2 separate regions of the Homo sapiens genome follow, and region 1 is linked to region 2. The links are chromatin loops, found by intact Hi-C in ENCODE. Cell type or tissue: IMR-90. All regions are shown on one strand. Each heading gives the region's core, and the rest is flanking DNA. Links, peaks and the distances in the headings are about the cores only. Region 1 has its middle 32 kb from the start of PTH1R. Region 2 has its middle 9.2 kb from the start of RTP3.

Region 1 (2,912 bases), core at 310-2,809, 420 kb after region 2:
ATGTGTCTGTGTGTTTATGTGTGTATGTCTCTGTGTGTGTGTGTCTATTTGTGTGTGTGTGGACTCGTGGTCTAAGAACGCCGCCTGTGGGTGGAATTTGGCTCATAGACATGTTTGGTTTGGCACCTACAGTATTTTCAACATCCTGAGCCAACATTTAAAAATCAGGATATTTCACATAAAAATTCAGCTTTCCAACTTCTCTTAAAAATTCAGAAGCCCTGGCAGCCCTGGGCCTGCGTTCCCCTGAGGCCACGCTCCTCCCGAACTGTGCAGGGCTGCCCTCCTCCGTGCACCCTCCATAGCCTCGCCCACTTGTCTCGCCCAGCAGTGTCTTGAGGATGGCTGAGTTTGTGAACCCAGTGTGTGGTCACAACTACGTGTGAGCCTGGCTGTCAGGGAATACGTGCATGAGTGGGGTGTGTGTGCATGTGTGTGAATGTGTGTGTGCATGTGCAAAGCAACTCTGTGTATGAGGCAAACCTGAGTGTGTGCGGTGCGTGTGAATGCCTGCATGTGCGCGTGCGTGTGTGAAGAGTCTGCGTGGGGGAACACGTGTGTAAAGGCATGGATGTGCACGTGTGTGTGCAGGGGAGTGGCCATATTTGTGGCTGTGTGGAGTGTGTGGGCCACAGCGGACTGGCATGCTCTGCCCAGGGGCCTCTTCCGGTCTTTGAGGGGGAATTGGATTCCCGGCTTCTGGCTGGGCCGCCTTGCGGGATTTATTTCTGTCTCAGTGCCCACTGGAGTCCTGAGTAATGGGAACATTTAAAGAAAACCAGTAAATAGATACAGAAGGGGCAGGCTGGCTGGGAAACTCAGCCCAGACACCCCTGCCCAGCCCACAGCTGCCAGAGCCCCTGGGGGCAGGCCTGAGCCCAGGGAGAAAGGAGCTCCAGCATGCGACAGCACCCCCTCACTCTGTGGGGTGCCCACTGCTACCCATGCATGCCCCCACCACCTGGATGGATGGTCCCTGGGTCAACACTGGGCATCTTGAGAGCTTCCTTGGCTCCGAGCAGCAGATGTTCAGGAGATTCAGGGGATGCCAGCTCAGGCCTGGCCCAGGGGCCAAGAGGACCTGACCCTCCAGGGGTGCCCTTTCCCAGCCAGGCTACAGGCATTCTGCCCACACACACCCTCTGCACATGCAGACGCACCCACAGTTCAAGGAGGGGAGAGGCTGTGCTGACCTGGCAGGGCTGGGCGGGCACTCGATACCCCACCCGGACCTCACACACCCGGCAGTGCCTTGGAACCTCATCTGCCAGGACACGGCCCCTGCTGTTCTGGGTCTCAGGCTGACTGGACCCCACTCTCTGGATCGTCTCTGATGAGCAGTCACTTACAAATGACATAAACCCCACAGGAAAGGATAGGCGTGCGTCATGCGGTGGGGTGACCTGCTTTACAGAAGACCCGCTGCTGGCAGGAGCTGTTTGGACCAACGCGCCCTGTCAGGGACCCCATCGGGGATCTCCTGCTGCCCCCCAGTGGCCATGGGAGGACATGGGGAAATAAAAGTCAACAGCTGCATGGAGTTGCTCATCCGCGTCTGAGTGGACTCTGAGGGCCCCACGTGGTTCCCAGCCAGACAGTTATGGGGAAGCAAGGCCTTTCAACTGGTCTGAGGGAAGGGGCTTGGATCCCAGCACAGATCTGGAGACCACCTGGAAGGTCAGCTCCTCGAAGGCAGAACCATCGTCAGTCACAGCTGCATCCCCGGATACAGTGCCCAGCATGACATGGGTCCTCGGGAAGCATGCTACACTAATGGCCCACTCCCCAGGCTCCTGGGGGTGGGCAGCGCTGTAGCAAGCCCTGGGCCCAGCTCAGAGCCCCATGGAGAGGCCGCCTGAAGGTGAGCGGGCATCTCACATGTTGAAGCCTCCAAGGCAGTGAGGGGCTTGGGCTTGAGGCTGGACAGTAGTTTTCCCTTGTGACTTCAGGGGTTGTGCCTATCTCTGATCCCAAGCCCATAGTTCCTCACTGTGGTTACAAGGCCCTGTCCTGGCTGGTGACCTGCCTGGTCCCTGACTCTGCAAGCCCAGGTGGGACTTCCTCCCAGCCCTCTTGCTGCCTCCCCAGCAAGAGTCAGAACCGAGAGGCCCTGCGCCTGGGTCTCTGGTCTCCTGTCCTCTTCTAGGGAAGGAGCATCCGTGCTGCTGTGGAAAATATCCCAGGCCTGACACCTCTCCCAAGATGAAGAGGCTGGGTGTCCTAGAGAACCCCAAGATGAAGGGACCTGAACACTGCGAGGTTGGTCAGGGCTGTCCTGGAGAAGTGCCTGGGCAGTGATGGACCAGGCAGTGGCAGGCACACCAGGGCTCCATCCACAGTGCTGGACACTGGCCCCTGGCCCTCGCTGGCCCATCTTAAGCCTGAAGGGCTTACGACAAAGGGGCTGCCAGGGCCTCAGGGCACCCTCCCCACCTAGCCCTCCAACCAAGGCTAGGGCTGAGACTTTTTTTTTCTTTACCAAATTTTCAGGGGACTATGAATCACTGAGACTAACTCTGAACTATCCTCACCTGGATGAAGACTGTAGTCCACACCCCAGAATGTTTGTTTTAAATGGAGAAAGCATACTTTAAAGAAACACACATTTTAGTAACATGTTTTACCAGTTTCTTTGCTCACCACCTGTATTTTTTAAACCTTTTTATTTTGAAATACGGATTCATAGGAAGTTTTGTTTTTGTTTTTGTTTTTGTTTTTGTTTTTATACAGAGTCTTACTCTGTTGCCCAGGCTGGAGTGCAGGGGCACGATCTCGGCTCACTGCAACCTCTGCCATCAGGATTAAAGTGATTCTCGGGCCTCAGCCTCCCAACTAGCTGGGATTACAGGCGTGCGCCACCATGTCCAGCTAATTTTTGTTTTTTTTAGTAGAGATGGGGTTTCACCATGTGG
Region 2 (2,912 bases), core at 91-2,590:
GTGCATTACATCCACACTGGTGATGCTCACCTTCATCACTGGGTTAAAGGTAGTATCTACCAGGTTTCTCTACTAGTTACTCTTTTTCCGTTTCCATACTCTGTTATTTGGAAGTGTCTAGCCTACCCAGAAAGAGGATGGTAGCAGCTGAACTAAGCCTCATCCCCTGGAGGGAGGACTGTCTAACATGCTATTTCAAATTCTGTTAAAAAAAAAAAAAGATTCGTCTTTGTACTCTATTTATTCAATCATTTATATCAGAATAGCCTCACTTATATTTAATACTTTGGGTTATAACACAATACAATACTATGTTAGTTATTTTGTTGTTCACATCGTTCCAGCATTGGCCATTGGGAGCTCCTTCAGGTTGGTTCCTGTGTCCCTCTGATGTGTTCCCACCCTTTTTGTTTTTGAGTACTTCCTTTCTTTCTGGTGCTACAAGATGCTCCAGGCTCTTGTATTTTATCAGTCATTTCTCCAAGGAGCCTTTGCTTCTTTTATTGGAGAAAGGTATTTAGAAACCAAGATGTGAGCACTGGGGTGTCATTGCCTCTAGGCCCTCTCAGCTGACTGAGCCAGGTAATATATGCATACATACTAAATTATTAGATATACACATATCCACATTGTTTCTGTATCTATCCATCTGTGTATATACTGAGCATCGTACTGATGTCTCCAACTGTAATCCCATCTCCAGGATTCATTCCAGCCTTCCTTTCTTGTTAATTGTAACTTTCCTCTCCCACAGTGTGAACAACCTGGCCCACCTTCTCTCATGTATTTACTTATTTGCTCATCCCCAGTACACCCATGAAGCTGTTTCAGAATCCTTAACCTGGGTACCCTTATGTAAAATAAATTTATCGACCGGGCACAGTGACTCATGCCTGTAATCCCAGCACTTTGGGAGGCCGAGGCGGGACGATCATGAGGTCAGGAGATCGAGACCATCCTGGCCAACATGGTGAAACCCCATCTCTACCAAAATTGCAAAAATTAGCTGGTCATGGTGGCATTGCCTGTAATCCAAGCTACTTGGGAGGCTTAGGCAGGAGAATCGCTTAAACCAGGGAGTCGGAGATTGCGGTGAGCCGAGATCGCGCCATTGCACTCCAGCCTGGGAGACAGAGCAAGACTCTGTCTCAAAAATAAATAAATATATATATATATATATATATATATATATATATATATATATATATTTATCAATTAGAGTACATTGTTCATAGTACCTTTCATCTTTAGCCTAATAATTTCCAGGCAAAATATTATCTTCCAATGTTATTTAGGCCAGTCCCTTCTCTCCCCCAGCCCCCACTGGTGCGGTTATATAATGAATTTGTAATAAAGTTTATATGCTTTTTATGCATTGTCTCCCAGCTCCGAACGCGTCCTTCAATATAGCATATGCGCTGACGTGGACTTCTCCAAGCATCTCTCTCCTTCAGTGAGCTCGGCAAGATTGCTCGGTAGAGGGCGGTGGAGGGACGTTGCAGGAGGAAGGGGCGCTCCTGCCATTTCCAGTGAGGGCCACGGGAGGGCGGTCCGGGTGTGAGGACTGCGGTCTGCTGCACCTGCAGCCTGGGTGTGGCGATGACCTTTTCTGCAGCCCTCTCAACACAGACCTCGGAGTCTCCGAGCAGCCTGTGTGCTCTGCAGGCCTGCTGTCCGTGCTGGCGCCCAGACTTCCTCTCCAAGCTCCCGCCTGCCCTGTGGCCCCGAAGGTTCCATGCTGAGCTGCAGCACTTCCTGCAAGCCTCCAGTGGCTCAGGCGCTCAAAAGGCCTCCTGTCCCCACTGTATGCCCATGTCACTGGTTCCCGATCCCCTGCTCCTTTGTCGGCTTACAGACAGTGGCCTGTTGCCTGCCCAACAAATTCCTGGCCAGCGCCAGCCTGACCAAACCGGTGAGAGTCCTCTGCTAGCAGGTGTGCTGACTGCACCTCCAAGAAGTCTGAACCCTTCCAAGCTTGTCCTTCCCAGGGTGCACTCCCTCAGCACGAGGATACAATGCAGTTTCTTCATTAACTCCTCTCCTGTCCTAGGATCACTCCCTCTGGGAAAGAAGACCAGCCTTGGCCCCAGAGGAATGTGTCCTAATTTAAAAAGCAGCTCAATTACTGCAGCACCTTGGGGACCAAGGCCAGTGGGATGAGAAATGCAGGTTCTGGTTCGTGCCCTGTGCCCCTGGGCTGGTGGCAGGAGCAGCGGGGCTGGTTAGCATCCCACTGTCAAACCCCAGCCTTGAACGTTCACCTGGAGCTTGGCCTGGGAGCCACTAACCATGGGTCACCTGGTCCAGGGACGTGAGACATACTCTCCACTGCCCCACAGGCAGAGCTACTCAGGCAGGGACCTGAGGCAGGCTGGTCTCAGGAACAGGTTGGCCACAGCTTCAACAGTAAGAGAGCGGGGATCACAAGAAAACCAGGCTTAAAGGAACCCAAAGTTACAAATTCACTTTCTCTCCTTTGAGTCCAGTGTGTTCTCTGTTCCCTGTGCTGATCATGGCATCCTTTGCTCAGTGATACTCTTTGCAGCATTTAGAAGGGTAGGTAGCACTCACTCTCTCAAGCCTGAACTGGAAATACTACCATAGCCAGGGTAGCTCACAACCCCAGCACAGCCACAGGACCTCTCATCCACCCTCCTTTATGTTTATAAATTTCTTTATGTTCTTAACTACAAGTGCATGATTTCCTAAGTGATGGCATTGTGGTTTTGTTCCTCACGTAAGAGGTATTTTGTTGTGTAGAAGCTCCAGCAGCTTGAATTCTTTACTCAATGCCATGATTGTGAGATAAGCCCATGTTGATCTATGTAGCTCTAGTTTAGGGAATGGCAAACCTCTTTCTGTAAAGAGCCAGATAATAAATATTTTAGGCTTTGTGGACCAAGAGGCAAATC

Evidence for each region. Hi-C counts contacts between places; a loop is a spot of excess contacts. Peaks named below come from ENCODE experiments on the same cell type or tissue, not always from the same donor. Only the 100,000 strongest peaks of a DNase experiment are listed, where the experiment ranks them.
Region 1: a loop joins it to region 2, with 5 times the contacts of the local background. A loop is called at or near these places in 12 of 110 quality-filtered maps.

The regions. Positions count from the first base shown.
Region 1 is chr3:46,908,233-46,911,144 of GRCh38, forward strand. No RefSeq gene overlaps it. Among named protein-coding and RNA genes, the nearest start is that of PTH1R, 32 kb to the left of the region's middle. RefSeq lists enhancers at 827-1,402, 1,387-1,681. In IMR-90, for the core only: a CTCF peak has its summit at 1,490 (motif pointing left); a DNase peak (open chromatin) is centred at 1,469.
Region 2 is chr3:46,487,369-46,490,280 of GRCh38, forward strand. No RefSeq gene overlaps it. Among named protein-coding and RNA genes, the nearest start is that of RTP3, 9.2 kb to the right of the region's middle. RefSeq lists enhancers at 1,212-1,988, 1,989-2,763. In IMR-90, for the core only: CTCF peaks have their summits at 1,499 (motif pointing right) and 2,554; a DNase peak (open chromatin) is centred at 1,483; H3K27ac peaks cover 956 bases.